Regions from separate parts of the Homo sapiens genome. Here regions 2 and 3 are each linked to region 1. The links are chromatin loops, found by intact Hi-C in ENCODE. Cell type or tissue: mammary epithelial cell. All regions are shown on one strand.

What was found. A loop is a pair of places that touch in the nucleus more often than their neighbours do. Peaks named below come from ENCODE experiments on the same cell type or tissue, not always from the same donor. Only the 100,000 strongest peaks of a DNase experiment are listed, where the experiment ranks them.
Region 2: it touches region 1 in a loop (17-fold over the local background); 36 of 110 quality-filtered maps call a loop at or near these places.
Region 3: it touches region 1 in a loop (8-fold over the local background); 3 of 110 quality-filtered maps call a loop at or near these places.

The regions. Positions count from the first base shown.
Region 1 is chr15:72,152,889-72,160,888 of GRCh38, reverse strand. GRAMD2A (GRAM domain containing 2A) reads left to right here. Exons shown (of 12, transcript NM_001012642.3): 12 at 1-1,083. LOC124903522 (a long non-coding RNA gene) reads right to left here and starts at 5,740. Exons shown (of 3, transcript XR_007064706.1): 1 at 4,818-5,740. RefSeq lists an enhancer at 4,934-5,023. In mammary epithelial cell, a CTCF peak has its summit at 4,679 (motif pointing right); DNase peaks (open chromatin) are centred at 4,688 and 5,488; H3K4me3 peaks cover 918 bases; H3K27ac peaks cover 948 bases.
Region 2 is chr15:71,777,459-71,785,458 of GRCh38, reverse strand. THSD4 (thrombospondin type 1 domain containing 4) reads right to left here. Exons shown (of 18, transcript NM_024817.3): 18 at 2,076-8,000. Among named protein-coding and RNA genes, the nearest start is that of NR2E3, 29 kb to the left of the region's middle. RefSeq lists an enhancer at 3,410-3,499. In mammary epithelial cell, CTCF peaks have their summits at 565 (motif pointing left) and 4,888 (motif pointing left); no DNase peak of the experiment used is centred here.
Region 3 is chr15:70,970,413-70,978,412 of GRCh38, reverse strand. All of the region lies in intron 9 of LRRC49 (leucine rich repeat containing 49), which reads right to left. Among named protein-coding and RNA genes, the nearest start is that of LRRC49, 82 kb to the right of the region's middle. In mammary epithelial cell, a CTCF peak has its summit at 4,215 (motif pointing left); no DNase peak of the experiment used is centred here.

The DNA.
Region 1 (8,000 bases):
CAGTGCAGGAACCAGGCCAGGGGGTCTATCTCATACCTCTGGGGACAGGAAAGGTAGAGGATGAGGAGGTTGGACGTGGTGGTGGCTTTGCCTTGGATATTCCTCTTCCTCTATCAAGGCCTTCTCTTCTTCTCTGTGTCCCACAACTCTGGCCTCATCGCCCTGGGACTCCCATCTGCTAAGATAGTGGCTTTGGAGGTTCTGGAAGGGCTTAGTGAGGAGGCCAGAAGTATCAGGGAAAGTTGCTGGTGATGGGGTGGGCGGTGTCAGAAGCAGCCACTGTTTTCCCCTCTTCAGACACTGAGAGATTAATCAGGGAATGAAATCCAGGTGGAAATTATTTATTGTGAAGCAGACGACTGTCTGTCCTGTTTATGACAAACCCAAATGAGAATTGGAGGGACTACCAGTAAGTGGTCTCTTCATGCTCTCCCCATCCCAGTTTTTAGGATGAAATTTAGAGCCTGGCCTTTTGTGTTGCTTGCACCAAATCTGTATGTCTCAGGTGAAACTCACTGTTCCATGAATGGTCATCCTTTTTTTTTTTTTTTTTTTGGAACCAGCCCCTTTCACCCTTTCATCCGTCTTTTTTTTTTAGGAAAATAACCCTTCTTGCTTCAGCACTTCTCCCTGGTCCTTGCTGAAAGACAGAGATAAAAATCCATTCTCTGAGCCTTGCTTGGTTGTCAGAGGCCATGAGAGGTGCCAGTTATAGGTGGATGTGCCAAGATGCTGGTGAACTTGGTCTTCAGCTATACCCAGGCTCAGAAAGGGCAAGAGCCATGCTGCAGCGTAGGTGACTTTGGAGGTGCACTTGGGGCCCAGGGCTTTGAGTGTTGCGGGTGTGCCTGTCCCTCCAGATAGTGCTCTGTTTCTCTCTGTTGTCCCCCTGCCTGGTCCTCTGGGGCCACTGTGCTTTCTGCTGTGTGCATTTATAAATGATGTGTATTTTATATAGACCTGCTTGCATTGGCTGATGCTCCTCTAATTCCCTGAGTTTGATTCAACCACCCTTGGGTTGTTTTGCTATGGCCTTAGCCTTTGAAAATATTTTAAAATAAAAAACTTGATTTTTCTAGTGTATTATGGTATAGAAAGTTCATTTTTATCCTCTGACTACTCACTACAGGTACTCTTACTGACATACTCAGCCCCCAGGAGACTGATGGAGCCCAAGTCATTCCTATAATCCCAAGTACTCTGCAAATCTCAAAGGACTTGGCATATGGGGAAGAGTGAGGGTGGCCACAGCAAACCCCCACAGCCCTCTGCCTCTGTTGGGTGGACACCGGGAATACTTACCCATTTTCTCTGAGCAACTCCAAAGCAATGTCCCTGGCTCAAACAGGATTATGCCTCTGATCCAGGAATTAACATACGGAGTTCAGAGCCAGAAAGCTCGTGTGGCCTTTTCTATGACCCAGAGCCTATGTAAGGAGGTAAAATTCCAATTTGGGCCATATCACCTTCCTTCTTTTTCCCTGTGATGCCCCCTCTAGTAGTGATTCATTCATTCAATAAATATTATTGAGCCAAGACTACATGCCAGGTACTAAGCTGGGCACTGGAGCCATGAACATGGCAAACATATCTGTGTCCATGGAACTTAACTTACATTCCATGTACAGGTAGATTCCAAGTAAATATGTAAACAAACAAGATAATTGCAGATAGTGATTTTCAAGAAGAAACAGTGACATGATGAAGTGTGATAAACAGTGGTAAAGAGGGAGGTGGCTTTAGATGACATGGTTAAGAAAGTTCTCCAAAGTGACAAGCTGGTGCTTAAAGGATGAGAAGTCAGTCATGAGAGGAGCTGGGAACAACACATTCCTGGAAGAGGGATCAGCAACTGCAAAAGGTAGGAAAGGACATGTTTGTCTCTGAGGAGCAGAGAGACTAGCTGCATGTTAGTATCCTAGGATGCTAAGTGGGAGAGTGACATGAAAAGAGGTTATAGAGGTCAACACAACAAAAAAACCCGATTGAAAAATGGGCAAAAGGCTGGGCCCAGTGGCTCATGCCTATAATCCCAACACTTTGGGAGGCTGAGGCAGGTGGATCGCTTTGAGCCCAGAAGTTCGAGACCAGCCTGGCCAACATGGGGAAACCCTGTCTCCACTAAAAATACAAAAATTAGGCCAGGTGTTGTGGCTCACTCCTGTAATCCCAGCACTTTGGGAGGCCGAGGTGGGTGGATCACGAGGTCAGGAGTTCAAGACCAGCCTGACCAACATGGTGAAACCCCGTCTCTACTAAAAATACAAAAATTAGCCGGGTGTGGTGGTGGGTGCCTGTAATCCTAGCTACTCAGGAGGCTGAGGCAGGAGAATCGCTTGAACCCGGGAGGCGGAGGTTGCAGTGAGCCGAGATCGCGCCACTGCACTCCAGCCTGGGCGACAGAGCAAGATTCCGTCTCAAAAAAAAAAAAAAAAGCCAGGCATGGTGGTATGCACCTATAGTTCCAGCTACTCAGGAGGTTGAGGTGGGAGAATTGCTTGAACCCAGGAGGCGGAGGTTGCAGTGAGCCGAGATCATGCCACTGCACTCCAGCCTGGGTAACAGAGCAAGACTGTCTTAAAAAAAAAAAGGCAAAGGATTTGAATAGACATTTCTCTAAAGAAGATACACAGATGGCCAATAACCAATGAAAAGATCTTCAACATCACTAATCATTAGGGAAATGCCAGTCAAAACCACAATGAAGTACCACTTCACACTCATTAGAATGGCTACTCTCAAAGAACAGAAAAGAAACAGAATATAACAAGTGTTGGTGAAGATGTGGAGAATTAGTAACTCTGGGAATGACTTGGGCTGGGTTGGTGAAGATATGGAGAACTGTACTGTTGGTGGGAATGTAAAGTGGTTTAACTACTGTGTAAAACAGGACAGCAGCTACTCAAAAAATTAAAAACAGAATTACCATATGATCCAGCAATTCTAAGTATATAGCCAAAAGAACTGAGAGAATAATCTTGAAGAAATTTTTCTTTTTTTTTCTTTAAAGACAGGGTCTCACTCTGTCACTCAGTCACCCAGACTGAAGTACAGTGGTGTGATCACAGCTTACTGCAGCCTCGACCTCCAGGGCCCAAACTGAAGAAATATTTGAACACACATGTTCATAGCAGCATTATGTACAATAACCGAAAAGTAGAAGCAACTCAAGTGTCCACCCATGGATGAATAAACATATATATATATATGTGTATATATTCTATATATATATGTTTATATATTCTATATATATATACACACACAATGAAATATGTATATTCATCTACTCATGGATATGTAAATATATATATATATATATATATATGAAAAAATATTCAGCCTTGAGAAGGAAAAAAAGTCTGACACATGCTATAACATTGATGAACCTTGTGGACATTAAGCTAAGTGAAATAATCCAGTCCAAAAAAAAAAAATTTCTGGAATCCAGGCTTGTAGAAAGAAAAAAAAATAAAAACAAAACCCCGCACAAATACTGGGCAGGGTGCAGTGGCTGGCTTATGCCTGTAATTCCAGCTACATAGGAGGGAGGATCACTTGAGGCCAGGAGTTTGAGACCAGCCTGGGCAACACAGCGAGACCCCATCTCTTAAAAAAAAGACAAATACTGTATGATTTGGCTTATAGGTGGTATGTGGAGTAGTCAAATTCATAGAGACAGAAAGTAGAATGGTGGCTGCCAGGGGCTGAGGGAAGGGGGAAGTGGAGAACTATTGTTTAATGGGTATAGAGTTGCAGTTTTGCAAGATGAAGAATTCTGGAGATTGGTTGCACAATAGTGTAATGTACTTAACACTACTGAACTATATGCTAAATATGGTTAAGATGGTAAATTTTATGTCATTTTACCACAATTTTTTAAAAGTTAAAAGAAAAGAGTTTGGTGGGGTAAGCAGAAGAGTTTGGATTTTATATAGTCCCTGGGTATTACAGCTCAGATCGGAAAGTTTGGTAGGGCAGATCAGTGGTTGTTGAAACCAAGTGCTTTCCTTTGCTAGAGGAAATAAACACCTGGATATAATACACAGAAAAATATAGCTTATAATCTATAGGCTTTTCAGGGACTTAGAGAAACCAATCCAATAAAATTCTTTAAAGTATGCCCACTCCTCACTATTCCCAGGGACTGATTCATAGCAGCAGCATCACAGAGAAGGCATATAATCATATATTTATCATGGCAATGAGCTAACTTTATCAGGGAGAAATAGCTGCCTTAAATTTGGGGAAACAGAAAGGAAATATACATTATGCCAGAGCCTCAGTTTTGCAACATGGGCCTTAGCAGAAAGGAAGGGTCATGGGAGGGGCAGTATTATTAGCGAAAAAGGCATTCAGGAATGAGGGGGACTCAAGGACAACTTCATCCCACTGAGATGTCCTGGGAATAAGAAACTACCCCCACCCCCTCTCCCAGGTGCCCAGCCAGCCAGCCATGGCCCCTCTACCTGACTGCCAGACTGAGTGAGGCCTAGAAGCCCATGGTGCTCCTCTCTCCTAGCTGCTGGGCCACAGAACCAGGGAGTCCTAGAGCAGAGAAACTTCTCAGAGAAGGATCTCCAGGTTGCCTCAGGACTAGACTGAGAGGCTAGATCCTCAAACTCAATCCAAGGCTGGCTGTCTCTCTCTCAGAGAAGGAAGTGATGACAACTGAGCCACTAGGCGGCAGCAAAGTCCAGCAAAAAGACGCAGAGGCAGAGGGGTGAGTAAAGACTTCGTTGTCCTCCCTCAGAAAAAGCTACTCCTGTCCCCTTGCTGGGGAAAACGGGCCCAGGGCCCCTCCAGTCCAGGTCACCTACCTATCCAAAGTAAGAAGGGAATCTTCAGGAAGGCTTGTGTGGCCATTTGCCCCGAAAAGAATGGCTCTATCCGCTTCCGCTTTGGTCCTCCTCGCTCTCTTCTCTCATCACCTGGGGAAGGGCCAGCGCTGATTCTGAAAGGACGGCGTTTCCGAGGGCTCTCCAGACTTCCCCCAGCTCTGGCCACTCGGAAGGCAGGCGTGGAGAACAAGTGTGTGTGTGTTTGTGTTTCTGGGCTGCAAGGGTGGAGAGTGCAGTTTCTAGGGCATAGAAATCCCAGGCTCTTCTCCAACCTGCCCTTGTTTGGATTAGCATTTTCTCTTAGACACAGAATCGCCGAAATCTGGCTCCTGTGAAGTGTGATTTCATGATGGCAACAACACTCTTTCCGCTCCTACCTTTATTTAGAGAGCACGGGCTGGGCCCCAGAGCAGAGAGTTTTAACGTTTAACAGTTCCACATGCCCTGTCCGCTGACAGCGAGAGGGTGGGAGGCATTTAAGCCTCTGAAATGATATTCTAGAGAAACCTGAGTTCATCCGCCTGCGTGCCTGACCTCCACAGAGCCAAGGAACACCTGGTACCCAGCAGAGCCCTGCTTTCGCTGCTGCCTTCGTGCTGGCAGGGCTCCTTGCCTTCCCGGAATGTGTTCCTTCTTGTTTGCCACTCAGTGCCTGGCCCAAAGCCAAACCTGGGCTGCTCGGAATGCCATGCCCCCACTCACTTCTCTCTCAGGATCTGAGACAAGGCTCTCTTCCGCCTGGGGAAAGGCCAGGCTCTCGCTGCAGCCTCGTCCCACTGCGCAACTTCTCTAGGCACATCAGACTCTCCACCGGCTGAAAGCAGAAGCACTTAGGGAGAGGACAGCAGGGTCCCCAGGAAAGCAGACGGTGTGGCATACTGATATCCTATTGGCAGCCTTCTAAACTGGGCCAGAGTTGGCAAAGTGTTATTCACAAGGTGTTCATTAACTTGCTAAATGCAAAAAGGTTGGGTTGGGCACCACTCTGGGAAAACATGACACCCCTGCTCCTGGATTCAGTCTAGCATGAAGGTGTGTTAATTGGTGTAGGATTTCTATGCAAGTTTTTCTTTGCTGTTAGTTCCAAATACCAGACTAGTCTGTGTGGCATGCTCTCCCCAATATATAACCACATTTAAACAATTTATTAAGCACCTTCTATGGGCTCCTGAATGCATGCTTCTATAGATACTATGACACTATAATTTTCTGAGCACTTAATTGTGTACCAGGCACTATATAGAGTGCTTTTTATACTCATTATCTCATTGAAGAGAATCTCAATACACTAATACAGTTTTCACACTTTACGCTGTGTAAACTGAGATCAATAGGCCAGAAATACAATATGGACTCCTTCAGGGAGTAGCTGAGGAAGCGAGGTAGACAGAATAGCAATGTAACAGTGTAAGACGGGTGAATCCGTGTAAGTGCAAAAGGCAGTGGTATGGGCAGACTTAATGTTACAGGGGCATGCAGCATGCGTGGGCCTCAAAGAATGAGTAAGATTTGGATCTGAGGAGAGAGGTGGGGAGGATCTTCCCAAAATGTGTGTTTGCGGGGTAACATCAGTTAAAGTATGGTAGTGCTGAGGGCGGGACAGATAAAAATCTGAAAGAAGCAGAGTCTGAATATGTATGTGGGCAGAATCCCCAGGATCTAAGTGCCAGGATGACAAGGACAGACTTAGTCTCCCCGGGCTGAGGAGCTACTGCAGTTTAGGAGTGAAGGAGAAAAGTGATGGTTTGGCGATATTGGTTTCTCAGTAGAGTACAAGGTGGATTAAAAGTTCAGTAGAAAAGTCTAGATCATGGTTTCTCAACCTCAGCACTACTGATATTTTGGACTGGCTAATTCTTTGTTATAGGGGGTTATCTTGTGTATTGAAAGATTCTGGGCCACATCCTTGGTCTCTGCTTACCTGATGCCAGTAGCACCCCCCACCCCTGGTTATGACAGCCAAGTGTCTCCAGAGCAGGCAAACTACCCCTAATTGAGTATCATTGCTTTAGGTGGCAGGAAGTTAGGGCCTGGACCTTATAATATTGGCAGTTATTTTGATAACTGCGTCAGTCTATTGACTTTCAGAATAGCTGATAAAAGTAAAAAATGGTTTCCTTGCCGCAGGAAATTCATCATCAGTGCCAAAGAACTTAATGGCATAGAGAAAAGAGGCTTCAGAAGTAGATCATTCTGCCTATTAGAAACCTCTAGAGGATACTCCAAAGCTTCAGATAATGTGCTCAAGACTCATTAGCAAGACAGCACCTGATAGCAGGATTTCTCTCTCTACCTCATCCCGCAAATCACAACTTACTCAAGGGCCACATTGAGTAAGGAATGCCCCCATGTGCATGCAGGCAGAGAAGCTAATGATCTATAATTTTGCTAGGTTTGCATTCACCCTTCTAGAATTTTGTTTTTGGCAACTGGGAGAGGGGATGAATAGACACTGGCCTATCAATGAAGAGAGCTGATTTACCAAGATGTGTCTTTGTCTAAAGCAGGAATCAGCTAAGTACAGACTGCTGTACAGCCTGGCCAGCTTTTCGTAAATACAGTTTTACTGGAACTCAGCCATGCCCCTTTGTTTATGTATTGTCTCTGGCTGCTCTAGAGCTCCAATGGCAGGGTTGAGGAGTTATGACAAAGATCATCTGACCATATCTGTCCCTTTAAGGAAAAGTTTGCTGATCCCTGGCCTAAAAAAAAAAATGCTTTTAGACTCCTAGGGGTGATTTTTTTTTTTTTTTTTTTTTAATAACGGAGCCTTGTTCTGTCCCCCAGGCTAGAGTGCAGTGGCGTGATCTCGGCTCACTGCAACCTCTGCCTCCTGGGTTCAAGTGATTCTCTTGCCTCAGCCTCCGAGTAGCTGGGATTACAGATGCCCACCACCACACCCAGCTAATTTTTGTATTTTTTTTTTGAGATGGAGTCTCACTCTGTTGCCCAGGCTGGAGTGCAGTGGCGTGACCTCGGCTCACTGCAACCTCTGGCCCCCGGGTTCAAGTGATTCTCCTGCCTCAGCCTCCTGAGTAGCTGGGATTACAGGTGCCTGCCACCGCACCCAGCTAATTTTTGTATTTTTAGTAGAGACGGGGTTTCACCGTCTTGGCCAGGCTAGTCTGGATTCCCACCTTGGCCTCCCAAAGTGCTGGGATT
Region 2 (8,000 bases), 380 kb after region 1:
CTGTAACCTCTGCCACCCAGGCTCAAGTGATCCTCCCACCTCTGCCTGCTGAGTAGCTGGGATTACAGGTGTGCACCACCACACCCAGCTAAGTATTTGTATTTTTGTAGAGATGGAGTTTTGCCATGTTGCTGAGGCTACTTTCGAACTTCTGAGTGATCTGCCCACCTCGGCCTCCCAAAGTGCTGGGATTACAGGCATGAGCCACTGCCCCTGGCCCTGTCTCTTAAAGTGTCTTTTCCCATTGTTCAGCCTCTCTGATTACTGGAAACGTCTCATTTTGAACCAAGTCTGACTCCCAGTCACATCCCTGCCCTGGTCTGCTGGAGGAGTCCGGGTTCTTGTCATCTGTCCCTGACAGTACTTTAAATTGTCTGAAGGTTGAAGACAGCCCTCCTTCCAGAACCCCTCCATCCTGGTCACCATCCTACCATCCTCTGGGCTTTTTCCAGACAGTCAATAAACCTTATGACATGTGGTCCCCGGAACTGGAGGCAGAGGGTCCCAGCCTGGGTCTGCCCCTTGCGCAGAGCAGGCTCACTGCCTCCCCCTGGTGGGGGGTGCACTCCTCCAGAAGCCGCCTCAGATCACATTGGTCACACTGAGCCCGGGTAGGATGGGCAGCGCTGGACTTTTTCAACCAGTCCTTGTGCAATTGTTGCCCAGTGACTGAAACTGATGTGGAGAAAGAGGTTGGAACTAGTATAGGCTGGAACCATATAACATGCCAGGCCCCGGGGAGATGGAGGCGGCAAAGAGACAAGCCTCAGCCTCTAGGGGAAGAGGACTGTGGCATCCTAGCACCACCAAGTATCAGCTGGGGTACCAAACCTCTCCTAGTCTCAATATTCTCATCTGTAGGAGGAAACAATATTTGAACTTCATAGGTTTGCTGTGAAGACGAAATGAGCTCATGTAAGTGTGCTCAGCAGAGTGGCCGGCGCCTGGTGGACTCCTGTATTGAACTGTTGAAGAATAAATGGAATTTTGGGGTGATGGTTGCCCAACACTGTGGTTGCTTTAAATACTAGTGAGTTGTACGTTTGGAAATGGTTAAAATGGAGGCCAGGCGCAGTGGCTCACGCCTGTAATCCCAGCACTTTGGGAGGCTGACGGGGGCGGGTTGCTTGAGCTCAGGAATTTGAGACCACCCCGGGTAACATGGTGAAACCCTGTCTCTACTAAAATACAAAACATTAGCTGGGCATGGTGGGGCACACCTGTAGTCCCAGCTACTTGGGAGGCTGAGGCACCAGAATCGCTTGAGCCCCGGGGGCAGAGGTTGCAGTGAGCCAAGATCACGCCACTGCACTCCAGCTTGGGCTACAGAGTGAGACTCTGTCAAAAAAAAAAAAAAAAAAAAAAGTTAAAATAGTGAATTTTATGTAAAGTGGATTTTACCACAATAAAAAAAGAATGGAGGTTTTTCCAGGCAAAAAGGTGGATGGGAAGGGTGGGCGATAGCATTTTAGGCATAGAGCTGGTTTCTGAGTTATTGACGACATGCTGTCCAGGACGGAGTCCGTAGCAGAGCTTGCAGGCTTCGCTAGAGACTGCTCTCTAGGCCAGGGTGGGCTTCAACTGGCATCACCATCTTAGTCGCGTTTCACTTTATTTTGCACCAAGATCGCCTGAAAGATTTTGTCGAACACTTTGCTAAAATCAAGCCCCAAGTGAAGTCAGCTAGAGGGAGCTGGAGGAAGATTAATTCAAGTTAGAGATGGAGCCCCACCAAACCAGCAGAGTGGCTGCCAACCTATTCTGCACAATTCCCTGGGGGAGACATAAAGAAATTCATGTGAGATTGCATCCTGGGCGCGGTGCACACGCCTGACGACTTCACTTTAAGCTTCTCAGGTGAGTCTAATGCAGCCTAACATAGGACGGGTGGGCTCATGTTCTTTCTAAGGCGTGTCTCATTCTCTAACTGGCCCGGCTCCACCTCAAGCACCCAAAGCCAACGTCTACAAGCGGCTGACCTCTCAAGGGTCTGAGTTTTATTTTTAGAGGGGGCTATTTGTAGGAGAACAGAACGTGAATAAGGCCAGAGAAAGCACACGCTTGTCAACAAAGCAGATATTTCAACCAGTTTATTGTCTGACTCTTCTTTTTAGAGGGCGCTATTTGCAGGAGAACAGAACGCGAATAAGGCCAGAGAAAGCACACGCTTGTCAACAAAGCAGATATTTCAACCGGTTTATTGTATCTTTACAATAATAAAAATAAATTAGTCACACACAAAAATAGTCATTTTTGCTGAAGAGAAAACAGACCATATTTACTCACATAATTCGCCTTCTACCTTTCACCTGCTTATGTAATAATTTAACACTGTAGAGGGGACATGGAGGTGACGGAGTATTTAGTGGGTTCCTTGCTCCTGGCTGTGCAGTTCACAGGCCCCACAGGCCTTGGCCCCAGCATCCCCAGCAGGGACAGTGGAAGTGTCAGAGCAGTAAATGCCACCACTTCCCTCTCAGCCTCTCCCTGTCCCCGCCAGCCACCTGCCTCACCCACGGCTCTAACCAAGCCCACCGAGCAACTGACGCTGCCAGTCTAACAACGGGGACAAAGCAAAGAGAAAGGGATAACAGACACCCTCCCATTTCCTTCTCCAAATGTCTGTGGATGAGGGGAAGGCAGATTAGATGAGGAAATATAATATTTAAGATGAAAAAGTAGCAATCAGGTTCAGGTACAATGCTACCTGAATGAGTCGAAAAGCAGAGTAATTTATATTTGATCTTAAACCTCAGGGAACTGGACTGATTAGCATACTAAACAATTGTAACTATGGACTGAGAAAAAGACATCAATCATCGTACAGCGACATTCCAGGAGGCTGGGTTAGTATGATCACATGCTTTCACACAAATGTGGATCGCATATGTAAATAAATACCTATCAGGTCCCTTTAAAATTAACACATTCTAAATAATAGAACTATTTTGGTGTAGTGACTCATTCTGCAGATAGAGTTCAGAATACATATTTCCTATAAACATCTTGTATTTACAGAGAACAAAATAATAAGTTATAACAAAGTATATCCTTCTGTCAACTGAGTCGTGGGGAAGGGGTCAAGGCAGGGGGTATTAGTTTGTATAGCAGGTGGCTTCCCTCTCGCAAGAGAAAGGACTGAGAAAGTTGGCTGGAAGTTTTCACCCTCTTGCGGTCACACCCTCAGCACGATGGACACCCCCCCCCTCCATCATTATCTGCTGAAATGAACAGGAATGGGGGGTGGTTCAGGGTGCAGGGAGTTACTTTGCCCCTGCAAAGGTGCAGAAACTCCAGTCGAGCTGAGAAAGAGTGATGGTATCTATAGGGTCCTAGGCAAGCCATGGCTCTGCTTACACCACGGTGAGAGACCCTGGGCAGGCAGCCCCCCATCCTGCCGCTCAGCTACGCCTCGATGCAGACGGCGGCTCTGACCAACTTGCCAGTGTTTCTCTGAGACATGAGGCCGCATTCAGCTCAGGGTTTCAGTCCCACAGTGGGCTCCCCATGGCTGACAGGGTGGCAAAAGTCAGAAACGGAAAGTGCATAGCTGTGTACTTGCCTTCCCCCACCAAACAAATCACCTAAAGCTCTTCTACTCACAGACTCCCCTAAGCCCTGAGTGGAGACGGCCCTGAGCATCACGTTGCCCAGCCAGATGCTTGAATCCCCTCTCCAGCATCCCTGGCAAACGGCCTCTGCTTCCACCTCCAGTGATGGGTGGGTCACCACCTACCACAGTCCCTCTATCTCTGGAAGGCTCCAACTTGTGAAAAGCTGGGTCTCTGCAGGAGCTAAACTGTGCCTGCCTGTAGCTTCTTGGTCCTGGTCCTAGGAGAGCTCTCCTTGTGCCCTAGTGCCTTCTCCAGCCTGAGGGTTCTCATGAAGTCCTTCCTGCTGTTTCTGAGAGTCTGCACACTTCATCAGGACGGGGCATTGATAAACTGATGTTATTATAGATGATCGGTTTTCTTCTTAAAGTATGGTTCCGGCAAATGCAAACACAATGTGATGTGATCCTCACCACTGTTTTCTCCTCACGTAGCCTGCATGTCTGTGGGTTTTGTTTTTGCATGGTTCCATCCCACTTTGACTCACACTGAGCTTAGTCAACTGAAATTCTTGCCTCTCTCCCACCTTGTATTTAGTTTTTCATTTTAGCCCAAATATAGTACTTTATGTGGATTCCTGGTGAATTTTTAACATCCAAGTTTTATTCTAGTCTCCCTGATCTTTTTGGATCCAGCACGTGTCACCCAAGCCATTGGCTCTTCAACTTCACGTCACCCATACATTTTGTGAGGAAGCCATCGATATTTTCCCATGTAAACCATATTAAAATGTTTTATATGGCAAGGATCAAATACTAGTCTCCACCCACAAGGCTGATATAGATTATCCAGCCTGTTTTAAGGGAAGTCATGTTTCTTTTTACCACTTATATTTATGTCTTCCTCCTCATTAGAATTGATATTCCAACTATAAAGTGGCTATCCGAATGAAAAGAAAACCCACAACATTTGTTTAGACAGGTCCTGGTAATATCTGGATTTCTCTGCCACATAACTTGATGAAAATACACCAAGCTCGTGTCTTCTCTTTTCTGTCCCTTTGTAAGGCCATTCTTTTTAAAGCAAAAAGAGTGTTGAATGCTAAATACTTTGAGAATAAGTAGATGAGTACATAAGAAAATAAAGAAAAAACCCTCCAAGAACTCTGGGCCAGAGAGGTAAGGTAAAGGGACAGGTAGGCACAGTGCGGAGAATTCTTGTCATGTTCTAGTTCCCTGGGGGCGGGGACAGGCTGCCTTGCCCTCCCTGGGGTCCCCAACAGCTTGCAGGCAGCGGGCACTGAGCATACCTTTACGGAACTGAACTGACTCCCTCTAGTGGCTGGCTTTAAATGGCTTTTTTTTTTCTTTTGGTGTTTTTGTTTGTTTTTTTAGTTGTATTTCTTAGGCCATCCCTTTTCTACAGAGAGAACCGCAAGTCATCGTGAGGGTGGAAAGAATCGATAGTACTAAATGTCCTTTGCCTAGGCTGCAAGAGGCACAATTTCCTTTTTCAATGGATGAAAGTAAAACGGCAAACTATTTTTGTTTGGACTTTGTTGACTTTTGTGAGGAAACCATATGACAGCTTTAATATCTAATTTTAAAATTCAGAGCAGGAAATGAGGCAATCCCGTACACAGGCCAAGAAAAAAACCGTATCAAAATGTAAATATCAATTCCACATTACGGCCAGTTAAAGAACAATGGGAAGACCAAGAAGGAGATGGCAGTGACAGAAGAAAGGAGAGGGGGAAATAATGGGCACTAAGAAAGCAGAAAGAGACATATTTGGAGGGAGATGGCTACCGAAATCTGGGCTTTTCTTAGATCCTCTCCAAGGAAAGTTATCACTGGAAATACCCAAGGCCCTGATTGTATGCACTGTGCTAGGGAGAAAGACATTCAGATGCTGAAATAAAAAACTAGGGAATTAGTAAAAATTGGATCTCTAAGACAAATAAATTGATCAAACTATAATAATAATCAAACTTCTAATAATGTATAACCTCTCCAGAGATGAACTCCAAGAACAGCTCAATGGTTTGTTGAAAAAAAAAAAGAGACCCCTGGTTTATGCACTTTCTCCCCAAGGGAGACATGGGGTTGATCCATCGGGTCTTCTTCAATTGCACAGTTGGCAGGCTGGCCATTCCCATGGAGGGTCATTCTCCTTTTAAAGAATGGTTAGGTAACCTTCAGCAGCCATAGGGCACTTTAGACATAAAGAGACAAAGCCATCACTGACCCAGCCCAGCCACGAGAATTCCTGAGTTGGAAGAACCAGGGTGTTCACCTCCCACTCAACAGAGAATTCCCTTTAAGGACAGAGCGCTCTCTCATGTGTGGTGGCCCTTGCCTCTGTTGGGCGGCTTTGATGGCTAGAAGGTGTTCCTTTAACTTGAGCTAAAACAGCCTTTCTCTCTTCCACTCATTGATCTTAGCCTGCCCTCCAGCATGAAAAGAAAACCTCTTCAAATGACTGGCTTGCTTGGAAAGATCTGAGAGCAGCCACATACAGGAACAACTCTCCTCGTGACAAGCAGCAAAACAAGTGGTGAGTGGAAAAGAGCAGGCCCTGAACAGCACCAGTCAATATGCTTGGCCTCTCTGGTCTCTTTTCACTTTGTCGGTTTGGGAGCCTGGGCCTCTGCCAGGATGCTTATCTGTAGGAGTTCCAAGAGAATCAGGAGATGGGGATGCTTTTGGGAAATGATGCCTGGGGCTCCCTAGAAGAGAAGCTGGAAAGCTACCCACAGAAAGGCCAAATAGAATTTCTGAAAGCCCCAGGTTAGTGGAAGCCTAAAGAGCATGTCAGGCCAGGTTGCCATACTGCTTCCAAAAGCTGCAAACCATCATCACAGTGGCAGATTTGTCAGCTAAAAGAGCAAATGGGGGAAACACTTTGCTAAGAATCCAGGCTTGCTCTAAAAGGGAAATATGCTCAGGACCATAAGACAAATTTTCTGTAAGTTTAACATTTGTTTAGCTTGCCATTTTTTCTTAATGGGTAAAACATACATATATTCCTCTTAACTGTTTTCAGAGGGTCCACCTTTCAATATGCACTGCATCCTTCCAGGCCTGCGGCCTCTGGAACTGGATAGTTGGGGAAAGTGAATTGGAAGAGATGGGGAAGGGTCCACAGCTCCTTGTCGCAGGCCAACTGCATTAATGCAGAGCTTGGTGCTCAAGTCTGGGGGTGGGCCATATGGACTGTGAGTCATGGGGGAGGGGAGGAATTTGTGGCCACAGAGGGAAATTCATAAACAAAACCAGAAAGACCAGAAAGAGACTTTTTCTAATACAGCAGTGTTTCGGCTGGGACAGGTTGGCCGGACTCTCCAGGAACGTGGTGAAGAGCGTGGGGGAGGCGGCTGAGGCAGGGCAGAGCCCAGGCTGCAGAGCTGTGTGCTTCACAAGTTGGCTCTGTGGTCGGGAAGGCTCCACGGCCATAAGGACCCTGGCCTTTGATTTCCTGGGAGGAACAGCACTTGGAACGGAGTAAGAATTTCAGGCAATCACCTGGTTTCCCCAATGGCTTTCTTGTCTCACGGACAGTTTAACAAAGCTGGCAGAGTCCTGTAACTAGGATCTGTAACTTTGGGGGTAAGGGCAAGTAGGAACAGACATCCAAAACAACTGAGTGCTGGGATAAAGGCTTGACCGGAAAGATTTCAGGGGCCTGGGCTTTGTTTGCATTCTGGGAAACTTCTCAGTCTCTTGGTCAGAAATGAAGCAGCACCTTTCACATCTAAGTACAGGCCCCAGGCTGGATACTGGTAGATGACTGGGGCGGGGACTCAGCTCTTCCACTGGATGGGTGAATATACCTGGCAGGTCAATTACTTAAGTTGAGCCTCAGTTTCCCTGTCAGTAAAATGGGGATAATGAGTCACCCCCTGCCTCCCATTCTGGGATGTTGTGAGCTGCTAAGGAGCTAGTATCTGTGAGTACACCTGCTAAATAAAGCACAATATTCATGTGAGCTATCTGTGTCATAGGGCAGGAAAACAGTCTAATGTCTTTGAGAATGAAAACAGGCACATCTGGGCTGAGGTCACAGAGGGATGCACGCGTGTCAGCAAGGCTTAGTGGGGCGCTGGGTTGGGGGCGCTGCCTCCTTGGACTCTCCAGGGTGCTAAGTTTAGAAAGACCAGTAGCACCAGGGACGGGGCAGTGCTCAGTCAGTGGCCCATCTGCTGACTTGAAGGTGCCAGATGGGAGCAGGGCTGAGAGCTCCATGTACTTCCCACTGCTTGACTTTCAAAGGGCACCATTAGCAGATGCCAGGTCCAAGGAGGGGATCATCAGTACATGGTGATGCTTAAAGGACTGACTGTGGCTTTCAAACATCTTGTGTAAAAAGCCCCTGGGTACCACGGGGTGCATTCACCGGAGGCAGGGGTGGTGACTAAGTTGGTTGGCAGCGCCTGGGCCAGGGGGCCCG
Region 3 (8,000 bases), 1.2 Mb after region 1:
TTACTTCTGGTTGAAAACTTTCAAAGACAATGTATGATACAACTATTCTCTCTCTCACCTTGCTACAGCACCTGCAAAACTCCACAGGTGGGTACTTTGAAAGCCTGAGTACTAGAATGAGGACAACATAGAGCAAAGATCCCAAATCACACATCATAGGCAGACAGGTATTAGAAGCCTGAAATAAACTTTGTTGTTTTAATTCACTGAAGTTAGAGAAGCTGTTACTGCAGCACAATCTAGCCTATGCTGACCAGTATATATATGTTATATTAGAATTAAAGAAGGTCAAAGAGACTATGAAAATGTGTTCTAGAGGATGGGCCATTATACATGCTCCTGAAAACAAAGAAAAAACCTAGATTAAATAATTATATTTAAAAATGCACAAACAGAAACCAACACAGAGTTTAAAAAGAAAACTAAGAAAGCATATACTAGACAACTCTAATTTTAGAAATAAGGTAACAAATGCTCCAAGACATTAGTAACTTGTATGAGGTCACATAGCTAGTGACAAGGCCAGGATCAGGACCAGAAGCCATGGCCTGCTAGAAACAAAATTCATATTTTTTTTATAATAAAGATGTATTTAAATTAATTTTACTGATTTTAGATAGATAAAGAAGAGTTTAGAACTCAGAAGTGATCTGCCATATGATTTAGTTGTTTTAAAGGAAATGGAAATGGAAATGTAATGTAATTTTAGTGAATTTAAAGTGTCTTTTACAATATGGAAAATAATAATAATTATTATTTTTTTAAGACAGTCTTGTGTCTTGCTTGTTGCCCAGGCTTGGAGTGCCATGGTGCAATGTCAGCTCACTGCAACCTCCGCCTCCTGGGTTCAAGCAATTCTCATGTCTTAGCCTCCCAAGAAGCTGGGATTACAGGCATGTGCCACCATGCCAGGCTAATTTTTGTATTTTTAGTAGAGACAGGGTTTTACCATGTTGGCCAGGCTGGTCTCAAACGCCTAGCCTCATGTGATCTGCCCACTTCAGCCTCCCAAAGTGCTACAATTACAGGCGTGAGCCACCAATGCCCAGCTGGAAAATAATTATTCTTAACTTTTAAAAACTAAATAGAGGTAATGAGGAGAAATAAACTAAATTAAAAATGCAGAACTTTGAATCCTAGCTTCACAAAATATCTGGTTTAATAATTCTGTTAAATTCTTTTATTCAGTAAATACTGACTTGGTACCTACAGAGTACAATCTATTTCAGAATAAAGTGTTTAAAAGAGCAAAATACATTGATGTTCAATTGTTGACTCATCTATAAAATGTGAACTAGAAACAGATTGTTTTTTCAAAGAGCCAATTTCAAACAGTACTGGAAACTGTATGGATCACGTACTACACATACTTACGAGATGATTTCATCAGATTTTTGAAAAGAATTTGAGCTTCTATTAAAGGCAGTAGGGCTTAAAAGGAAAGCTAAACCTTGGAAAACTGGATTTACACCAAATCAATTCAAATATTGAATATTTTAAGGAATTTATGTATCTGAGAGCTATATTTCAGCCCAAATAATTACAGAGTAACTAAACTTAGAAAAAAAACCTCTAATTGTGAAGATAAGTTATAAATCTGTTGGTAAGAAAGAAAAACTAAAATTCTGGTATCTTCTTGATAATAGTCCAATTTCTGGGACAAAAGCCATATCCTTTACATAGCAAAAAATAAAAATAAAAAAATAAATAAGTTGGGGGGGGAATCTGGGATCTGGGACAAAAAACTACTTTTTCCTCACTTCATTTTGGCCATGAAGACCCAATATAGAAATAATTTCAAGTCAATTAAGCCATGCAGTGATTTAATAGGTGTTTGATAACCTAGATTATACTTTGTTAGCAGATATTAAGGCCTAAAACAATGCACATATCACACAAGAAAAAGACTGATCCAAAATAAATAATAGTAGTCCTAATATAGGCAGCATTTTATGAAATTTTAAAAATCAAATGGCAAGGTGTGTTTTAACCATATACTTTAGTTATAAACATTATTTTCTTTGAACATATAAAATATTAAAACAGACTTTAAAATCACAGGGTTTTTTCCCTCAAAGAGGTGGTCAATAATTTTTACTCAAACAATCACTTTTAGCAAACAAAACTGATTTTTTTGCAGGGTCACACCTAGTGTTAGAGTGAAGATTAGAAGCCATGTCACCTGACTTCTGGTCCAGGGATATTAGCTGTTAAATACTGGGGAGGGAAATAGTCAGAACAGGATAGGTTATGCTGCTGTAACAACTTCAAAACTTTCACTGGCTTATGACTTTAAAAAAGTTTATTTCTTGATCACGCAAAGAACACTGCACCTGTCTTCAATGTAGTGGCTAAGTATTCCTGAGTGCTATGATCTGATGGCATCCTCAACTTTATATAGGCTTCCGCAGTGACTACCACATGGGAAGGAAGCATGAGAATCATGCTTTTAAATGCTTCTGCCTGGAAATGATATACATTATTTCTGCTCACATTTCATTGGCCAAACATCTTCCCACATGTCAAAAAGGAGGAGAACCAGAGCATATTGGTGAACATTAGTAATGTCTACCAAAACAGAAAACGTACACATGAGATGAGCTCCTTTTTTTTTTTGGAGAGCAAATTGTAAACAAGTTCACACTAAGCCAATTAAATGTGAGCTTGAGGTGAAAACTTTAGACATTGTTTGTTTCTGAATTGTGTTGTTGTTTTGTTTTGAGACAGGATCTCATTCTGTCCCCCAGGCTTGAGTGCAGTGGCGAGATCTTGGCTCACTGCAGCTTTGACCTCCTGGGTTCAAGCGATCCTCCTGCCTCAGTCCCCCAAGTCTCTGGTACTACAGGCGTGTGCCTCCACACTCGGCTAAATTTTTTGTATTTTTTGTAGAGACAGGGTTTTGTCATGTTGGCCAGCTGGTCTCAAACTCCTGACTCAAGTGATCTGCCCACCTTGGCCTCCCAAAGTGCTAGGATTACAGGCATGAGCCACCACGCCCAACCCTGTTTCAGAATTGTGAGAATACTGCCTGCATTCACAAAATGCTGCCTTAGAAATAAAAAGGAAAATTCTGCCTCCCAGAATTTTCTATATAAGGGTCCTTGTTCTAGCCCCTCAACATGTGTCTGTTCTCTCTTTTTTTGAATAGTTGTGAAAACAGGTGAAGATCACTGGGATATCTTCCTTATGTCTTCTCCTTTGTCAACTAATCATGTCAGATTCTTTGGAAATGCTCTAGTTTATTGTCTGCCCTCTAAAACTAGTAATAGTTCAGGTGTAATCTGACCACTGTAGAAAAAAATGGGATGGGACTGTCTCCATTGTCTGAATTCTCTTTTTCTATAAATGAATATTGTTTTAAGCCATATTAACTTTTAATAATCACATCTCATAATTAATTGAACTTGAATTTAGCAATTCCAAGTCACTTTAACACACGCTGCTAAGTCTAATCTTGTATAATACTGAATTTGTGCTAAGAATTGTTTTGCTTGATTGTTGTTATGGAATAAAGTCCAGGATGTTCAATTCATCTATTTTTTATGTTGTTAAATTCTGCTTACTTTTCTAGACTAGGCATAAACAAACTTTTTCTGTAGAGGGTCAGATAGTATGGTAAATATTTTAGGCTTTGTGAGCTGTATGTGATCTCTATCTCATATCCTTCTTTGTTGTTCTTTTTTTTTTTTTTTACAATGCTTTGAAAACATAAAAGCCATTATTAGCTTGAGAGCTGTACAAAAAGCAGGCTGCCAGATGGATCTAGCCCATAGGCTGTAGTTTGCCAAACCCTGTTCTAGACTATGGAGATACTTTTGGATTCTCATTTGATCAACCAATATACCAAGAACTCTAATTTCTCTAGTTTCTGTCATTCACATACTTTACCAGAATAACAAATATTTTCTCCTAGACATTAATAAAAATGTGAATAGAATGGACTGGAGGAAAAAAGCCTCATGGCATGCCAGTACAGATTTCTCTAAAGGCTGGCATTAATCCATTACTTCATGTTCTGTAAGTATACTTGAATCAAAAATCTACATAACCATGTCATACAATTTACTCAAAATGATGCCATAAAAGACTTTGCCAAATGCTTTGCTTAAATACCAAAACACTGTCTATAGCACTCCTCTAACAAGGTCTATTTGTAATTTCTAGGTCAGGAAACTAATTCTTTTCTGGCATGAATTGTTTTTTAGTGAGCTAATGCTGCCTCCTAGTGACCAATTCCTAAGTACTCACAAACCATCTTTTTATTTTATTTTATTATTTTATTTTTTTGAGACAGAGTCCCCTTCTGTTGCCAGGCTGGAGTGCAGTGGCGCGATCTCGGCTCACCGCAACCTCCAACTCCCTGGTTCAAGTGATTCTCCAGCCTCAGCCTCCCGAGTAGCTGGGATTACAGGCACGCACCACCATGCCCAGCTAATTTTTGTATTTTTAGTACAGATGGGGTTTCACCATGTTGGCTAGGATGGTCTCAATCTCCTGACCTTGTGATCCGCCCACCTCAACCTCCCAAAGTACTGGGATTACAGGAGTAAGCCACCGCACTGGGCCACAAACCATCTTTTAATAATGCAATTTAAATTTATTTCAGAATCAACATCAAGTTGACTGTCACAATTTGTGGAATTTATATTCTGTACTTTTGACATTAAAAAAACCACAGTGCCACAAAGTCACTGTAGCCAGACTGACTGCCTCTCTAGATTCCTCTTCTCTAAGCTCAGCAACTCTGAAAGAAAGGCAGCAGCCCCACTCAGAGCTTATAGATAAAACTCCCATCTCCCTGGGACAGAGCACCTGGGGGAAGTGGCGGTTGTGGGCACAGCTTCAGCAGACATAAATGTTCCTGCCTGCCAGCTCTGAAGAGAGCAGCGGATCTCCCAGCAGAGTGCTCGAGCTCTGCTAAGGGACAGACTGCCTCCTCAAGTGGGTCCCTGACCCCCCTGCCTTCTGATGGGGAGATACCTCCCAGCAGGTGTTGACAGACACTTCATACAGGAGAGCTCCAACTGGCATCTGGCGGGTGCCCCTCTGGGATGAAGCTTCCAGAGGAAAGAGCAGGCAGCAATGTTTTGCTGTTCTGCAGCATCTGCTGGTGACACCCAGGCAAACAGGGTGTGGAGTGGACCCCCAGCAAACTCCAGCAGACCTGCAGAAGAGGGGCCTGACTGTTAGAAGGGAAAAAACAGAAAGCAATAGCATCAACATCAACAAAAAGGATAACTACGCAAAAACTCCATCCAAAGGTCACCAACAGCAAAGACCAAAGGTGGATAAATCCACGAAGATGAGGAAAAACCAGCACAAAAAGGTTGAAAATTCCAAAAACCAGAATGCCACTTCTCCAAAGGATCACAACTCCTCACCAGCAAGGGAACAAAACTGGATGGAGAATGAGTTTGACGAATTGACAGAAGTAGGCTTCAGAAGGTGGGTAGTAACAAACTCCTCCAGGCTAAAGGAGCATGTTCTAACCCAATGGAATGAAGCTAAGAACCCTGAAAAAAGGTTACAGGAACTGCTAACAAGAATAACCAGTTTAGAGAAGAACATAAATGACCTGATGGAGCTGAAAAACACAGCACAAGAATTTCGTGAAGCGTACACAAGTATCAATAGCTAAATCGATCAAGCAGAGGAAAGGATATCAGAGACTGAAGATCAACTTAATGAAATGAAGCGTGAAGACAAGATTAGAGAAAAAAGAATGAAAAGGAATGAACAAAGCAGCCAAGAAATATGGGACTATGTGAAAAGACCAAACCTACATTTGATTGCTGTACCTGAAAGTGACGGGGAGAATGGAAGCAAGTTGGAAAACACACTTCAGGATATTATCCAGGAGAACTTCCCCAACCTAGCAAGACAGGCCAACATTCAAATTCAGGAAATACGGAGAACACCACAAAGATACTCCTCAAGAAAATCAACCTCAAGACACATAATCATCAGATACACCAAGGTTGAAATGAAGGAAAAAATGTTAAGCACAGCCAGAGAGAAAGGTTGCGTTATCTACAAAGGGGAGCCCATCAGACTAACATTGGATCTCTCTGCAGAAACCCTACAAGCCAGAAGAGAGTGGGGGCCAATATTCAACATTCTTAAAGAAAAGAATTTTCAACCCAGAATTTCATATCCAGCCAAACTAAGCTTCATAAGTGAAGGAGAAATAAAATACTTTACAGACAAGCAAATGCTGAGGTATTTTGTCACCACCAGGCCTGCCTTACAAGAGCTCCTGAAGGAAGCACTAAATATGGAAAGGAAAAAACAGTACCAGCCACTACAAAAACAAACCAAAGTGTAAAGACCATCGACACTATGAAGAAACTGCATCAACTAATGGGCAAAAAACACCAGCTAGCATCATAATTACAGGATCAATTTCACACATAACAATATTAACCTTAAATGTAAATGGGCTAAATGCCCCAGTTAAAAGAAACAGACTGGCAAATTGGATAAAGAGTCAAGACCCATTGGTGTGCTGTATTCAGCAGACCCATCTCACATGCAAAGACACACATAGACTCAAAATAAAGTGATAGAGGAAGATTTACCAAGGAAATGGAAAGCAAAAAAAAAAAAAAAAAAAAAGGAGTGGTTACAATCCTAGTCTCTGACAAAACAGACTTTAAACCAACAAAGATCAAAAAAGACAAAGAAGGGCATTGCATAATAATAAAGGGATCTAATGCAATAAGAAGAACTAACCATCCTAAATACATATGCACCCAATATAGGAGCACTCAGATTCATAAAACAACTTCTTAGAGACCCACAAGGAGACTTAGACTCCCACACAATAATAATGGGAGATTTTAACACCCCACTGTCAATATTAGACAGATTAACAAGACAGAAAATTAACAAGGATATTCAGGACTTGAACTCAGCTCTGGAGCATGTGGACCTAATAGACATCTACAGAACTCTCCACCCCAAATCAACAGAATATACAGTCTTCTCAGCACCACATCGTACTTATTCTAAAATCAACCGCATAATTGGAAGTAAAACATGCAAAAGAATGGAAATCACAACAAACAGTCTCTCGGACCACAGTGCAATCACGTTAGAACTCAGGATTAAGAAACACACTCAAAACCACAAAACTACATGGAAACTGAACAACCTGCTCCTGAATGACTACTGGGTAAATAATGAATTTAAGGGAGAAATAAAGAAGTTCTTTGAAACCAATGAGAAAAAAGACACAATGTACCAGAATCTCTGGGTGCTAAAGCAGTGTTTAGAGGGAAATTTATAGTACTAAATGGCCACAGAAGAAAGTGGGAAAGATCTAAAATTGACACCCTAACATCACAATTGAAAGAATTAGAGAAGCAAGAGCAAACAAATTCAAAAGGTAGTAGAAGACAAGAAATAACTAAGATCAGAGCAGAACTGAAGGGGATAGAGAACGAATGACCCTTCAAAAAATCAATGAATCCAGGAGCTGATTTTTTGAAAAGATCAACAAAATAGGTAGACTGCTAGCCAGATTAATAAAGAAGAAGGGAGAGAAGAATCAAATATACACAATAAAAAATGATAAAGGGGAGATCACCACTGATGCCACAGAAATACAAACTACCATCAGAGAATACTATAAACACCTCTATGCAAATAAACTAGAAAATCTAGAAGAAACAGATAAATTCCTGGACACATATACCCTCCCAAGACTAAACCATGAAGAAGTTGAATCCCTGAATAGACCAATAACAAGTTCTGTAATTGAGGCAGTAATTAATAGCCTACCAACCAAAAAAAGCCCAGGACCAGATGGATTCACAGCTGAATTCTACCAGAGGTACAAAGAGGAGCAGGTAGCATCCCTTCTGAAACTACTCCAAACAATAGAAAAAGAGGGACTCCTCCCTAACTCATTTTATGAGGCCAGCATCATCCTGATACTAAATCCTGGCAGAGACACAACAACAACAAAAAAAGAAAATTTCAGGCCAGTATCCCTGATG